Linked DNA regions of Homo sapiens: region 2 is linked to region 1. Evidence: read pairs that join two places in POLR2A ChIA-PET (ENCODE). Cell type or tissue: K562. All regions are shown on one strand. Each heading gives the region's core, and the rest is flanking DNA. Links, peaks and the distances in the headings are about the cores only.

What was found. ChIA-PET counts read pairs that join two places held together with the same protein. Peaks named below come from ENCODE experiments on the same cell type or tissue, not always from the same donor. Only the 100,000 strongest peaks of a DNase experiment are listed, where the experiment ranks them.
Region 2: POLR2A ChIA-PET joins it to region 1 with 5 read pairs; 1 of 35 experiments calls an interaction of 5 or more read pairs at or near these places.

What each region holds. Positions count from the first base shown.
Region 1 is chr19:3,666,653-3,674,575 of GRCh38, reverse strand. PIP5K1C (phosphatidylinositol-4-phosphate 5-kinase type 1 gamma) reads left to right here. Exons shown (of 18, transcript NM_012398.3): 2 at 7,223-7,254. Among named protein-coding and RNA genes, the nearest start is that of PIP5K1C, 30 kb to the left of the region's middle. RefSeq lists enhancers at 16-809, 1,746-2,421. In K562, for the core only: CTCF peaks have their summits at 1,366 (motif pointing right) and 2,618; DNase peaks (open chromatin) are centred at 2,735, 3,345, 3,685, 4,245 and 1 weaker place; H3K4me3 peaks cover 2,041 bases.
Region 2 is chr19:4,800,516-4,808,438 of GRCh38, reverse strand. It overlaps FEM1A (fem-1 homolog A), which reads right to left. Exons shown (of 1, transcript NM_018708.3): 1 at 7,166-7,923. Among named protein-coding and RNA genes, the nearest start is that of FEM1A, 13 kb to the right of the region's middle. RefSeq lists a silencer at 3,944-4,105. In K562, for the core only: a CTCF peak has its summit at 4,349 (motif pointing right); a DNase peak (open chromatin) is centred at 4,358.

The DNA.
Region 1 (7,923 bases), core at 1,272-5,271:
AGCCGAGATCTGCAGCTACTCGGGGGAGGCTGAGGCAGGAGAATCGCTTGAACCCGGGAGGCGGAGGCTGTAGTGAGCCGAGATCTGCAGCTACTCGGGGGAGGCTGAGGCAGGAGAATCGCTTGAACCCGAGTGGCGGAGGCTGTAGTGAGCCAAGATCTGCAGCTACTCGGGGGAGGCTGAGACAGGAGAATCACTTAAACCCAAGAGGCAGAGGTTGTAGTGAGCCGAGATCTGTTTCAGTCAGCTATTGTATAACAAACCACCCCCAGACAGAAGCTTCAAACAACTGTGTATTTGCTTGCGATTCTGTTATTTGGGTTGGGTTCAGTTGGGTGGTTCTTCTGTAGGTCATACCTGGGGTTAGTTCCATGGCTGTGGTCGGCAGTGGCAGGAAATTCAAGCTCGTCCTACACTTGCCTGTCCAACCCTCAGCCAGGATGGCAGGAACAGCTGGGGCCGCCCGGTCTTTTTGCAGGGAGCTGGCCTCTGAGTGTCGTGGCCCAGGTTCCCAGAGGCACAGTGAGAAGTGCCAGCCTTCCTCACGCCCACACCATCCCTTGCATCACATTCTGTTGGTCAGAGCAAGTCACACTACTGCCAAGCGTCGCAGCCATCTGTGGACAGCCACAGAAGGCCTTTCTGCAGTTTAGCAGGAGAAGATTCTTGCACGGCCTACCCTTGTCCGCCGGGTCCTGGTCTGAGCCTCACCAGAGCTGAGGGTCGGCCCTGCCGCCTCCGGGTCCCCACCCCAGCCTGTGTCGTGGAGTGCCGCTGCCCAGCCTGGCCGTCCTGGCAGGTCCTCAGAGGGGCCTGTGGTCCCCATGGTCGGAGGCCTGCACGGCGGGAGGCCAGAGGATGGGTTGTTCCAGCGAATGAGGGAGGTGACCGTGAGCTCTGGCCCGGGGTTGCTTCCTGCTTGTGGGATCGCAGGACCCCGTGCCTGGGCCGTCCTCACACACCCGGGTTGCTGTGTCACGGCGAGCCTGCACCTGTCCTGGGGTGCCCAGCAGTTGCCCTCTGGGCAGCGGCCCCACCCAGGGGTGCAGGCCCCCTGTGCTACTCTGACACACCTGGGTCCCACTGCCGCCCCTTTCTCACTGGCCTTCCCTTGCTGCCCTCAGAGCTTTGCCAGAGTCTGTGAGCAGGTGACAGAGCAGGCCTGGGACCCCTGTTGTGGGGATGACAACAGCCATGTATCAGGTGGTGCCGTGTGCCGGGCAGTGAGGAGGGGATCGTTTGGTGCAGGTTGGCTGGAGGAGGCCTCTGAGGGGTGATGTTCAAGCCAGGTCTGGGGTGAAACAGGAACAAACCGTGAGGGAATCTTGGGACTGGCAGGCCAGGCAGAGGCACCGCTCGTGCAAAGGCCATGACACAGGGTGGCGCTGGCGTGCTGGAGGGACAGCGAGGGCCCGTGTGGCTGGAGCAGAGGGAGGAGCAGAGGGCAGGGAGGGGGCCACACAGGGTCTGGTGGGGTGACAGGGCCTGGTCTTCACCCTGCAGGGTTGCAGTGAGGCCTGGGGAGACCCTTGTCTGCGGTGGGGGCGGGGTGGGTGGGCCCCCTTTCGCAGAATCCCTCCCCTGCCGTGGGCTCTCCCCGGCCCCCCAGTCCCCAGCCCCCCAGTCCCCAGCTTCATCATCCTGGGCCTTCCAGGGCCCTGCCCACTCTCCCCCCGCCCCCACCGCCTCCAGGGCTGGGGCTTTCTCCTCCCAGCCATGGGGGTCTGGACCTTGGTTCTACAGGGATGAGGCCACCACTGTTCCTGTCCTGCCTGCTGTCACAGTGCCCTGCAGGTGCCCACAGGGGCTGAGGCACCTTCCACCCACCCTCGAGCTTGCCTCGCTGGGCCCTCTGCCCCACGGCGCCCTGTCGGTGAGCCCAGAATGTGCCCTGTTTCCTCTCACTGTGATGCCTCCCTCCCTCTGGCCACCTGTCCAGACCTCTCCGTCCCCATTCTTACTTTGGGTCTCACTGCAGAGCCAGCCTGACAATCTGCCTCCTCCCCCAGTTTAGTCATTCCCTGCCTCAGTGTCCATGTCAGACAGATGTGGAGAGGAAGCTCTGGCGGAGGCCTGTTGTGCAGAGAAAAGAGGAACGGGTATCTGTCAGTCCATGGGTCAGTCAACAAACACGCCCATGCTGTCAGCCCAGGGCAGGCCCCGTCCTGAGGGAGCCCCCAGGCTCAGCAGGAGGGACCAGGCTGGTCTGCAGGATGGGGCGGTGTCAGTGGGGTGGCAAAGGTGGCTGGTGTGGGACACAGTGTCCAGGGAGCACTGGCAGGGCCAGGGCGGAGACCAGGCGCAGGCCAGGGAACAGCTGGGTGCAGAGGCGGCCATGTGGCCCCGTGGAGAATGGCAGTGCCTCTAGGGCTCGAGCTGGCTTCAGCCGCACTTTATAGAGAGAGACTGAGGCTCAGAGAGAAGCCCTGGGCACACAGGGAGGTGGGGTGGCCGATGAGGTCACCGTGCAGCCAGCGATCAGAGCCGTGCACCGCAGGCCCGGGTCGCCACCACGTCCTGTGATGGGGCCAGGAGAGAGGGGCCCCAGCGGCAGAGCCCCCGCCTCGGGCCTGGCCAGCGGAAACTGCTCAGAGGGGCCACCTCCCGGCTCCGCAGCGCGGCTCGCCTTTCCTCCCCCGACTATTTTTAAAACCTAATTTCCTCGAAAACGGGGTGGCTCATTCAGCAGATAATTAGTCACGTCTCAGGCTGAGCAGAGCTCACCGTCATGACAGCCCCCTATGGGGGTCACGGCAGGCTCTGTGCCCTGAGCGGGCCTCATGGGGAGCGAGGATTGAGTGAAGATGGCGCTCACCTGCCCCCACCCCCTGGGCAGGCGGTGGCAGCAAGGCTGTGCTTTCTCCCCGTCCCCTCTCCTCCACAGGACACTCGGCTCTGGTCTCCCCTTGCTGCCCGTTCCTGCCTGCCCTGGGAGCCCCACATTTTCCCTGGGGTCCCCCAACCGAGTGCCTCCCCTCTCCGTCCTGCTCCACCTCCACCTCAGTGCTTCGGCCCCGGCCAGTCCCTTAACCCTACAGGCCCCCAGTGCAGGGACGTTCCCAGCAGGGCCCGAGCCGCCTGCCCCTCTCCTCTCCTCTCCCCGTTAGCCAGCTCAGGTGAGTCGGGCAGGTGAAGACGTGGAACCACAGAGGGAAACTGAGGCAGGGGGCCTACACCCAACACGGGTGACCCCGAGGTGCCTGGTGAGGTCAGCAGAGCTGGGTCTGGAGGGCCTCACTGCATCCACTGGGTCCCGGGGCCGTAGGGAGCCTGGGAGAGTCCGGGCAGGGGTGGACCCAAGCGCTGTGACCTCTCAGCATCGGGGCCACTGAGGAAAACAGCTGAGTCACCCAAGTGGGTGTGGGGGGGCCCCAGAGGGGTGGTTTCGCGAGTAGAGTCAGGACTGTGGGCAGGGAGGCCCCAGACAGGCCGAGCAGGGGGACGCCCGGGCCCCCGATGAGGTCTGGAACGTCCCGCCCCGGCCCACCGCTGGCTTCCTGCCCTCTCTTCTTTTCCTTCCCCCACACCCTGGACGTAAAACCGTGAATTGTTCTGCTCCCGGGCCGCCAACCCAAACATCACGTCAGCGTCCAGCACCTTCCGCCCCGCCGCGGCCCAGAGCAGGCCCTTTGTGGCCTGTCAGAGACCTGGGGGCGACTGGCCCTGTCCTCTGGAAGGACAGAGAAGCAGCCCGTCTTTCCCTTCACCGTGGCAGCCGGAATCCTGAGTCACCCCACTCCCTCCGTCCCCGTCCCCGCCCCTGCAGTGAGCACCATGGGTCTGTCCCCCAGATCCCTCCAGGGCCCACCCGCTGCCCACCCAGCCCTGCAGGGCATCCAGGTGGCCCGAGGGGAGGACCCTTCAGCTGTTCTTGCTGCCTTGAGAAGTACGCCCCCTCCCACCCAGGGCTGGGGTCCTCACTGGAGGGCTCCGTGTGAGGTCCTGGGCTGCCCAGACAAAGTCCCCGGGACTGGGGGGCTTGGAGCAGCAGGCCTTGAACAGGCGTTTGTTCTGGCTCAGCTCTGGAGGCCAGGAGCCTGAGGTCCAGGAGTGGGCAGGGCTCTGCCCTCCCGACCGACCTCGGAGAAGCTCCACACCCCTCTGCTCCTGGTGCCTCCGGGCATCCTTGGCGTTTCAGGGCCTGGAGGAGTGGTGCCCTCCCCGCCTCCACCCCACACGGCATCTTGGCCTCCCTGAGCGGCTTCTCTTATAAGGACAGCGGTGGATCCAGGGCCCACCCCACTCCGGCATGACCTCATCTTACCCAATGACATCAGCAAAGACTCTCTTTCCAAATACGGTTGCAGGCTGAGGTTCTTGGAAGGACGTGAATGTCGGAGGGACACCGTCCAACCCCGCACCCTCAGGCAGGCGTGGGGACTGACCACGACTGCAGGGGCCCACCAGCGTCTCGAATGCGGCCCCCTCCCCACCTGCCGCCTGCAGAGGCTCCTGACCCCAGCCCCCTCCCCACCTGCCGCCTGCCCCAGGTTCCTGACCGCAGTCCCCTCCCCACCTGCCGCCTGCAGAGGCTTCTGGCCCCAGCCCCCTCCATACCTGCTGCCTGCCCCGAGGCTCCTGACCCCAGGCCCCTCCCCGGCCTGCCCCTGCCCCGAGGCTCCTGACCCCAGCAAAGTTTTCCACCTCGTGCCTTCGTCTTGTCTCCGGCAGTTCTGACCCGGCAGCAGAGCAAAGCTATGGGCTGCTCCACCAAGTCGCATTCAGTTGCCTTCAGTGCCCGCGGTGGACGTGTTTTCAGACGGCAGGGCGGTCACCGGGGTGCAGCCTCTGGATGGGACACACGTGGGTCTCCCGTGCACCCACCGAGAGCAGCACAGTGCCCATGGGGGCCGAGGGGCGCTGGCAGGGCTGATAGGGTGGGGCATCGCCGACCCAGGCCCAGGTTTGACTTTCCTTCTCCTTCTGTGTGACCTCGGGTGGGTTCACCCCTCCCTCTGAGCATCTCTTTCCGCGTCATAAAACAGAAGGGCTCCCGCCTTCTCTGCACTCTTTGCTGGCTTTGTAAGGCCTTGGTCCAGAAAGACTTTTTGTCTCTCGGGGAAATTCTCCTCTGTCCCCTCTCCCGAGTCCACACCCAGCCGGGTCCCCACCCCTGACGGCCCCCGTCTGCACCGCGGACTCCGCACCCACCTCCTCACCTGTCTGCACCTCCCTGAACCTCGCCCAGTTGGCCCCTCACATGTCCTGGCCTCCCCTGCTCACCTCAGCCGGCCTGGAAGCCAGGGCCAGACCAGTTCCAACGCACTGCTGCCCAGCCCAGAGCAGGGAGGCAGCCAGAGGGCCGAGCCCTACGGAGCAGGGCACCTGCCGCACCCTCCTGCACACACTCCGGCGCAGCCTGAGTGTCTCCACGGGCTCATAATAATCCCCTTTGAGGGCCTGCCCCAGCACCCCCAGCTGCCAGACCTCAGCCAGCCCTCCCTTCCCCAACCCTCAGCCTCTTCCTCTAGGAAGGGGGAATGGAGTGAGAAGATGCTGGCAGAGCTGGGGTGGAGTCAGCCCTGACCCACAGCCCCTGTGATTGAAAAGAAGCATTTGTCTCCATGCCCCTGGGCCCTGGGTGGTGCCAGCATCGGAATCCAACAGGGAGGCACTCCCCTTCGGTACCCGCCTCTGCATGAGCCTGGAGGACGCTGCTGTTATCCGTGCAGCGTGGCTGCCTCAGCCACCTTGTGACCTTTGTGCTGCCGTTCCCTCCGCCTGGAACTCCCTCCGGCTCCCACGGCATCCTTGTTCGGCACTGAGCTCAGACAGGACCAGCCCAGGGAAGCCCCCCCTTGCTGATCCGCACCCCGCCTGTCACCCCACATCAAACACCCAGCCCTGCGCCCACCCCTGTTGACCGTGAGCCCCTTGAGGGCGAGACCAGGTCTTCCCCAGGCCTGCATGGTGGACGCCAGCACGTGCGATCCCTGCAGTCGCTGACATCGCTTCCCACCTCAGGGCTCCGAGGCCAGGAGTCCAGCCCCAGAACGGGGCCTCACCAGGCTAAAGTCAAGCTGTGGGCAGGGCTGGGCCCAGCACAAGCTGCAGAGGAGAATCCGTTTCCCCCTTTTCCCAGCATCTAGAGGCGCCCGCATCTGTCGGCTCAGGTCCCTTCCTCCCTCTTCACAGCCACAGCGCAGCCTCTTCCAGTCTCTGTCTGACTCACCCTCTCGCCCCCGCTCGTGAGGACCCTGTGAGGACATCGGGCTCCCAGGTCCCCCAGGATCATCTCCCGTCGGTCTCAGGGCCTGTAATCACAGCTGTAGAGTCTGTTCCCGTTCTCCAGATGAGGACCCCAGGGCCCTGCTGCTGGGAGCCAGGGCTGGGGATGTGGTCCTGGGTCCTAGGAGCTGAGTCTCGCCTGCTCCCCTCGTCCCAGCCTCCTTGCATGGAGGAAGGTGCTCCCGGCTCAGCCCAGGCCTGGGCTCGTTGGCTCAATCCTGCAGGCCTCTGTTGTCCTCTCTGGAGCTGCGGCCCAGGCCCTGCTGCGCTGACCGGAGGCTGCGGGCCCAGGAGCCAGGGCAGGGCTGGGGGTCCCCTCGCAGCCTCTCTTACCCTTCCACAAACCTCACTCTGGAGAGGGGCAGGGAGGGCGGCAGCCCTGGGGACCCCTGGCCAGTTCCCACTGACCGCAGCTGCCCAGGTGCTGGGCGCTCCCTGCAACTCCAGCCTGCCCTCGCCCCAGCGGGGGCCTGCCCCCCCTCACTCCCCACGCTGGCACCTGATTTCCCCATGCCCGAGCCTCTCCTGGCGCCTGCCTCCGAGGAAGCGGGGCTTGGTCAGTTCAGACCTGCTCAGTTGTTGACTGCCCAGAACCTCATGTCTGGGTGTGAAGGGGGTCAGAGCCGGGGGAGGTTTGCTCCCTATTTCCCCTCCCCTCCTCCAGGCAGGTCCAAGCCCCAGGCCCTCCGTGGTGGGTGCCAAGCCTAGGCGTCACCAGCTGCCCATCTCCCTGAGGCTGCAAAGCCTCTCCCCTGCTCTAGGCCCCAGTGGCTGCCAACCAGGGTGACCATGGCAGGCCCCAGTGGCCCCCACCCTCATCACATCCTCCCAGCGCACTCAGTCCATGTCTTCACTTGTGTGTAGCCTTGAGACCAGCCCCACGCGGAGTTACACACGCCAGGCCTGGGGCGCCAGAAGGTGGGCCGGGGGCTGGGCCCAGGACTCCCAGAGGTCACCGGTTTCCTGTCTGATACCCAGCTTGTCTCTTCTGCAGGTTTGGCTCAGAAGAAGGCGGCCCCAACAGAGGTGAGTGTCTGGAGCGGACGAAGGGCCTGGGGTCCCCACCCTGACCTGCTGCCTCCCTACTCGCGGAGAAGCTGTGTGGCCTGGGGCAGCTCACTACACCTCTCTGGGCCCCAAATGCCGTCCAGTGTCCACAAGCAGGATGAACGTGAGGTCTACACCAACTGCGTCTTGAGAGGTCGGGGTGAAATTCCGTGATGGAGGAGGGGGCCCTGCATCTGAGGGGCCACACCCTCAGTGGCAGGGGTGCCTGGTCAGGGCTGCAGGGGCAGGAAGGGCTTCTCTGGGTTCCAGGCCACGTGGAGCCTGGATTCTGGGGGGTGGGCGGTGGGGAGAGAGCAGCTCTCGCCGGGGGACTGGGGGCAGGAATGGAAGACCTGGCTGGAGGGTTAGACGCTGCCCAGAGGGCGATGCCCGAGGCTACCAGCTGCACCCACGCCCTCAGTGTCTGTGAGCCACACAGGCGTAGTGCACAGTGAGGCTGTGTGCAGCCTATGTGTGCATGTTTGCCTGCGTGCGTGTGTGCACGTTTGTGTGTGTGCATGTTTGCCTGCGTGCGTGTGTGCACGTTTGTGTGTGTGCATGTTTGCCTGCGTGCGTGTGTGCATCTATTTTTGCTTGTGTGGATGTTTGCCTGTGTGTGTGCACGTTTGTGTGTGTGCATGTTTGCGT
Region 2 (7,923 bases), core at 2,300-6,299, 1.1 Mb before region 1:
TCATCACCCCAAAAAGCAGCACTGGAACCATCAGCTGACACTGCCCACTGCCTCCCCCCAGCCCCGGCACCCATGCATCCCCTTCCTGTTTCTGTGGATGAGCCTGTCCTGAACATTTCACAGAAATTGGATCACGTGGCCGGGCGCGGTGTCTCACACCTGTAATCCCAGCACTTTCGGAGGCCAAGGCAGGTGGATCACAAGGTCAGGAAATCGAGACCATCCTGGCTAACACGGTGAAACCCCGTCTCTACTAAAAATATAAAAAAATTAGCCGGGCGTGGTGGCGGGCGCCTGTAATCCCAGCTACTCGGGAGGCTGAGGCAGGAGAATGGCGTGAACCTGGGAGGCAGAGCTTGCAGTGAGCCGAGATCACGCCACTGCACTCCAGCCTGGGCAACAGAGCGAGACTCCATCTCAGAAAAAAAAAAAAAGAAAGAAATTGGATCACACACTGTGTGGCCTTTTGTGTCTGCCTTCTCTCACTGAGCAAAACATGAATATGTTTTCTGATGCCCATCCTATTTTTTGAGACAGGGTCTCATTCTGTTACCCAGCCTGCAGTGCAGTGGCAAGATCATGGTTCACTGTAGCCTTGAACTCCTGGGCTCAAGCGATCCTCCCGCCTCAGCTTCCCAGGTAGCGGGGACTACAGGCAGGCACCACCACACCCGGCTAACTTTTGTATTTTTTTGTAAAGACAAGAATCTCACTATGTTACCCAGGCTGATCTCAAACTCCTGGGTTCAAGCGATCCTACTGCCTTGGCCTCCCAAAGTACTGGGATTACAGGCGTGAGCCACTGCACCCGGCCCTTAGTTTCTTCTAGAAGCATCTGTTGCCCTCCTGGGCTTGGCATGATGCTGAGCCTTTGCCAGGGGTCACCCTGCTGCTCAAGCTAGAGACTGCATGACCCAGACCCTGCGGGCTCCCTCCAGGAACTGAAAGAGGAAGTTTCTGAGGCTGCACAGCCAGGACCCGCTTGGCCCCTCTGGCCATGAAAATAAAGGGCCCTTCTGGAAGGCAGGGGCCAGGGTGCAGCTTCACTTCCTACAGGCTTTGCACCAGAACAGAATTTCCAGAAGTTCCCCCAGGATCCTCTTCCTGTCCTGTCCTTCCTGTGAAACTATTACCATCCACCACCCACCCCAGCCGCATGTCCCAGAAATTGCTCTGCTCAGCCAGGCGCGGTGGCTGACGTCTGTAATCCCAGCACTTTGGGAGGCTGAGGCTGGTGGATGACTTGAGCCCAGGAGTTCGAAACCAGCCTGGCCAACATGGTGAAACCCCGTCTCCACAAAAATTACAACAAATAGCTGAGCGTGGTGGCACACGCCTGTAATCCCAGCTACTTGAGAGGCTGAGGCAGGAGAATCGCTTGAACCCGGGAGGCAGAGGTTGCAGTGAGCCGAGATCTCACCACTGCACTCCAGCCTGGGCGGCAGAACAAGACTCTGTCTGAAAATAAATAAATAAATAAATAAATAATAAAATAAAATTGGCCGGGCACTGTGGCTCACTCCTGTAATCCCAGCTACTAAGGAGGCTGAGGCAGAAGAATCGCTTGAACCTGGGAGGCAGAGGTTGGAGTGAGCCGAGATCTCACCATTACACTGCAGCCTGGGCGACAGAGCGAGATTCTGTCTCAAAAAAATACAATAAAATATAAAATAAAAAGAATAAAAAGAAACTGCTCTGCTCAAGGTCCTTGGTGATCTTGTGTTGTTAAATCCAGGGTCAGTTTTACATCTGCCTTGACCTCTGGCCTTTGTCACTCTGCTCCAGCCATGTGAGCCTTCCCGTTGTTCCTATAACATGTTGGGTGCGGTCCTGCCTCAGGGCCTTTGCACAGGCTGTGACTTCAGCCTGGAATGCCCTTCCCCCAGGTACCTACATGGCTCCCTCATCACTTGCTTCAGATCTTTGCTCAAACATCACCGTCTGGCTGAGCTGGTGGTGGGCACCTGTTGTCCCAGCTGCTCCAGAGGCTGAGGTGGGAGGGTCGTTTGAGCCCAGGAGTTCGAGGCTGCAGTGAGCTATGATCAATCACGCCACTGCACTCCAGCCTGGGCGACAGAGCGGGATGCTGTCTCTTGATTCCCTGTGGTATCAAAGGCCTCACCCTCTCCATGCGTGCTCCTCATTTAAAATTCATTCAAGGCTGGACATGGTGGCTCACGTCTGTCATCCCAGCACTTTGGGAAACCGAGGCAGGGGGATGCCTTGAGGTCAGGAGTTCAAGACCAACCTGGCCAACATGGTGAAACTCCATCTCTAACAAAAATACAAAAAATTAGCTGGGCCTGGTGGTACCTGTAAAAAAAAAAAATTAAAAAATTAAATAAAATTGGCCGGGCACTGTGGCTCACGCCTGTAATCCCAGCTACTCAGGAGGCTGAGGCAGGAGGATTGCTTGAACCTGGGAGGCAGAGGTTGCAGTGAGCCGAGATCATACCACCGCATTCCAGCCTGGGTGACAGAGCAAGACCCTGTCTCAAAAAAATAAAAATTAATATAATATAATATAATATAATATAATATAATATAATATAATTCATTCAAAACAGAACCCACCAGATCCCCTGAATAGGCTTCATCTTTCCACAGCACTTTGGAGTTTGAGACAAATACAATCAACTTATTCATGGCCCACATGTCTATGGTCTGCCTGTCCGTGGGCTTTATTGTGGGATCCCAAGGTATGGTCTATAGCAGATGCTCAATAAATGTTTGAATTTGAATTGATCCCCAAGTCTTTTTTTTTTTTTTTTTTTTTTGAGATGGAGTTTCACTCTTGTTGCCCAGGCTGGAGTGTAGTGGTGCTATCTCGGCTCACTGCAACCTCTGCCTCCCGGGTTCAAGTGATTCTCCTGCCTCAGCCTCCCAAGTAGCTGGGATTACAGGCACACGCCACCATGCCCAGCTAATTTTGTATTTTTAGTAGAGACAGTGTTTCACTGTGTTGGTCAGGCTGGTCTCGAGCTCCTGACCTCAAATGATCTACCCGCCTCGGCCTCCCAAAGTGCTGGGATGACAGGTGTGAGCCACCACACCCGGTGGATGCCCAAGTCTTTTTAAAAATTAATTAATTAATTAATTAATTTATTTATTTATTTATTTTTGAAACAAGGTCCCACTCTGTCACCCAGGCTGGAATGCAGTGGTCTGATCACAGCTCACTGCAGCCTCAACACTTCCAGGCCAAGCAATCCTCCCACCTCAGCCTCCTGCGTAGCTGGGACCACAGGTGCACACCATCACACCCAGGTAATTTTTGTAAAGATGGGGTTTTGCTGTGTTGCCCAGGCTGGTTTCAAACTCCTGGGTTCAAGTAATCTGTCCAGCTCAGCCTCAGGCTCGCAAAGTGCTGGGATTACAAACATGCACCACCATGCCCAGCTGCTTTTTTTTTTTTTTTGAGACAGGGTCTCACTGTTGCTCAGGCTGAAGTGCAGTGGTGCGATCACAGCTCACTGCGGCCTGGACCTCCCAGGCTCAAGCAATCCTCCCATCTCAGCCTCCTGAGTAACTGGGATTACAGGCATGTGCCACCACACGCAGCTAATTTTTTTGTATTTTCAGTAGAGACGGTATTTCACCATGTTGGCTAGGCTGGTCTCGAACTCCTGACCTCAAATGATTCACCTGCCTCATCTTCCCAAAGTGCTGGGAATACAGGCGTGAGCCACTGTGCCCGGCCCTACATTTTTTGTAGAGATGGAGTTTCACCATGTTGCCCAGGCTGGTCTCGAACTCCTGGGCTCAAGCAATCCTCCCGCCTTGGCCTTCCAGTGTTGGGACTGCAGGCATGAGCCTCTGCGCCTGGCCTCAAGTCAGTTTTTCCGTTTCTCGATTCCACGTTCGCTTCCTGCTAGCCGGTGTATTTTGTTCATTCCCCCCATTATCCGTTCATTCCCTCGTTGAGCAGTGTGTATTGAGCATCTACTGTATGCCTGGGATGGCTTCAGATCGAGTGAACGCTGTTTTCTGGGACGGATCCCGTTGCTGCCCTCATAGGGCTCACAGCTCCAAGGGGAGGCAGACACAGGAATGGGTGGTCTCGTGTGGGCTTGCCCTGGGTGTGATGGGGATGCAGAAGTAATAGGGGGTGGGGACCCGGGGACAGGGACCTGAACCCACCAGTAGTGCTCAGAGCTCTCTGCAGCCCCCAGGAAGGAAAGGGCACTCCAGGTGGAGGGCATGGCACAGGTAACAACCCTGAGGGGTAGGAGGGAGCGTGGACCCTCCGAGGGACCGAGGGGAGCCAGTGTGGCCCACCGTGGTGCAGGCCTTGTGTCCCCCAAGCCTGGAGGCAGGGGGCGCATGAACTATCTGTGGGGACCCAGAAGGTGCCGCAATGAGCCAACAGTGTCACCAGAGGGCACCATCGGACAGCGGTTCCAGCCTCTCCCGACCCCGGCTGAGGAGGGGACGGTCCCTCTTTCCCGGGCCTGCTCCAAAGAGAGAGCCCAAAGGGGGCTCCCTGAAAAGTGCCCAGTCCCCAGCCATGCCAACAGCCCCCTCGTCCCTCTGTAAATTGCAATAATAGGCCTGGTGCGGTGGCTCACGCCTGTAATCCCAGCAGTTTGGGAGGTCGAGGTGGGTGGATCACCTGAGGTCAGGAGTTCAAGACCAGCCTGGCCAACATGGTGAAACCCCATCTCAACTAAAAATACAAAAATTAGCCAGGCGTGGTGGCAGGCACCTGTAGTCCCAGCTATTCGGGAGGCTGAGGCAGGAGAATCACTTGAACCCGGGAGGTGGAGATTGCAGTGAGCCGAGATGTCACCACTGCACTCCAGCCTGGGTGACAGAGCAAGACTCCACCTCAAAAATAAATAAATAGGCCGGACATGGTGGCTCACGCCTGTAATTCCAGCACTTTGGGAGGCCGAGGCGGGCGGATCATGAGGTCAGGAGATCCAGACCACCCTGACTAACACGGTGAAAACCCGTCTCTACTAAAAACACAAAAAATCAGCCAGGTGTGGTGGCGGGTGCCTGTAGTCCCAGTTACTCGGGAGGCTGAGGCAGGAGAATGACTTGAACCCAGGAGGCAGAGGTTGCAGTGAGCTGAGATCGCGCCACTGCACTCCAGCCTGGGCAACAGAGCGAGACTCCGTCTCAAAAAATAAAAATAAAAATAAAAATAAATAAATAGATAAATAATACATTGCAACAATAATGACAGCCAAATACCTATCCCCATCGGCAGGTCACCAGGGCTTTCTTTGCCCCATTGTGCAGATGGAGAAACTGAGGCACAGAGAGGTAGTGTCGCTTTGCAAAGTCACACAATGAGACTGCAAGGCCGGGACTAGGATGAGCCAGAAAGGCCCCTCAGAGACAAATTAAAGCCAGAGTTAATCGTCAGGGGTGCGCAGGTGTGGGATCTTTGGAAATCACTGTCTAATGTTGTTTCCAGCCCAATTGGAGCCCAGAGGGGGCAGATGCCAGCCTGAGGCCACACAGCAGGCTCTTCTCCAGTCCCCTCCCCCAAGAGTGTCTCGCTGCAGCCCTGGGGTTTGCCTGGGCTCACAAATGCCATCCCCAAGTGCCCCTGGGCGGGGATCTTTTATTTTTAACCTGTTCACTGGCTGTGGCCTTATTATAGCCCTGGGAGGCTGCCACGGTTTCCAGTTTCCAAGGGAAGCTGCAAAACTTTTTATCTTCCCAGGAAAAGGAGTGTCTGGGCGCAGTGGCTCTTTCCTGTAATCCCCATATTTCGGGAGGCTGAGGTGGATCGCTTAAGCCCAGGAGTTTGGGACCAGCCTGGCCAACACAGTGAGACCCCTGTCTCTATTTTTATTTTTTATTATTTATTTATTTATTTTGAGACAAAGTGTTACTCTGTCGCCCAGGCTGGAGTGCAATGGCACGATCTTGGCTCACTGCAACCACTGCTTCCTGGGTTCAAGCGATTCTCGTGCCTCAGCCTCCCGAGTAGCTGGGATGACAGGCATGCACCACCACACCCAGCTAATTTTGTATTTTTAGTAGAGACGGGGTTTCGCCCATGTTGGCCAGGCTGGTCTTGAACTCCTGACCTGAAGTGATTCTCCCGCCTCGGCCTCCCAAAGTGCTGGGATTACAGGCGTGAGCCACCACACCTGGCCAAAATCAATGTATTTTCTTTTCTTTTTTCTTTTAAGAGATGGGGTCTTGCTATGTTGGCTAGTCTTGAACTCTGGGCCTTCAGTGATGATCTCATCTCACCTTCCTAAGTGGCTGGGATTATAGGCACATGCCATTGTGGCTGGCTCTTTAATATATTTTCTATTGCTTGAGCCAGTTAATATTTTTCTTTAAATAGGCTTTGAAAATCAACCTTTATTTTTTGGGAATTAGATCTTGGTGATGGTTGTACAGCCTTGTAAATGTACTAAAAGCCCCTGAATTATCCATGTTAAAATGGTGAATTTTATGTTTTGCAAATTATATCTACATTAAAAAATGTAAAAGCCATTAAAAATGTAAATGCTGACCAGGCGCAGTGGCTCACGCCTGTAATCCCAGCACTTTGGGAGGCTGAGGCGGGCGGATCATGAGGTCAGGAGCTCGAGACCATCCTGGCTAACATGATGAAACCCCGTCTCTACTAAAAATACAAAAATTAGCCGGGCGTGGTGGCGGGCGCCTGTAGTCCCAGCTACTCGGGAGGCTGAGGCAGGAGAATGGCGTGAACCTGGGAGGCGGAGCTTGCAGTGAGCGGAGATCGCACCACTGCACTCCAGCCTGGGCGACAGTGAGACTCCGTCTCAAAAAAAAAAAAAAATGTAAATGCCATTCAACTCGTATTTATTTATTTGTTTGTTTGTTTGTTTAGAGACGGTCTCTCTCTGTCACCCAGGCTGAAGTGCAATGGTGCAATCACAGCTCACTACAGCCTCCACCTCCTGGGCTCAAGCAATCCTCCCACCTCAGTCTCTTGAGCAGCTGGGATCACAGGTGCACACCACCACACCCAGCTAATTTTTATATATTTCTTGTAGAGATGAGGGGAGTGGGTCTCACTAAGTTGTCCAGGCTGGTCTCGAACTCCTGGGCTCAACCAACCCTCCCACCTCAGCCTCCCAAAATGCTGGGATTATAGGCATGAACCACTGTCCCTGGCTGTGGGGCTGCACCTTAGATAATCCAGGAAGACTTCATGGAGGAGATGACATTGGATCAAGATCATTGCTTTAATCGACATCAAATGATTAATAAGTTAATAATTCAAATTAATACATTTGAATTAATATCAATAATTAAATCATGTCTATTAACAGACATTCAAACACAAGCTTTAATAGGAGATATCAAGGCACAGGGTGGAGGGAGGGGGTTGCTCCAGGGAATTCTGAATGTCCCAGTTCATGCAGAAGTTCAAGGTGTCTTGTACAACCCACTGGGGAAACAGGATCTGGGACCGGTGCGGGCACATTCTCCTGGCCCAGCACAGGGGCGGTGCCACCCACATTCGGCCCGGGTCTTGCCTAATACATGTTTTGGTAAACACTCGGTCAGAGCACCCTCTGTTTTTTCCAGTCCCGAAGCTCCCCGCAGGAATCCACACCCCCGCCCCACCCCTCTCGGGACACGGATTCAATGTCCCTGGTGGGTCATCTGGCCTTTTCGGCCTGTGATGTGATTCGAGCGGTGCTATCTTTAACCTCGGGCAGGGGTGTTCTCCCCCGTCGACGTTGCTCAGATAACAGTCCTGCAATTCCATGGGGGCGGCGGCACCCGGGGTCTGGCAAAGCCATAGGGGCCTGCTTGTGTCCCCTGCTGCTGCCCCAAGTAGTCAGAGGAGGATGTGAATTCCCAACTCGTTCACTGTTCGCTTGCTCAGCCCATATTTACAGGCCACCTGGCGTGGGACAGACCCTGGCGTGGGTGCTGAGGACGCAGCAGTGACTGACACCCTCAAAGTGCTGGGGA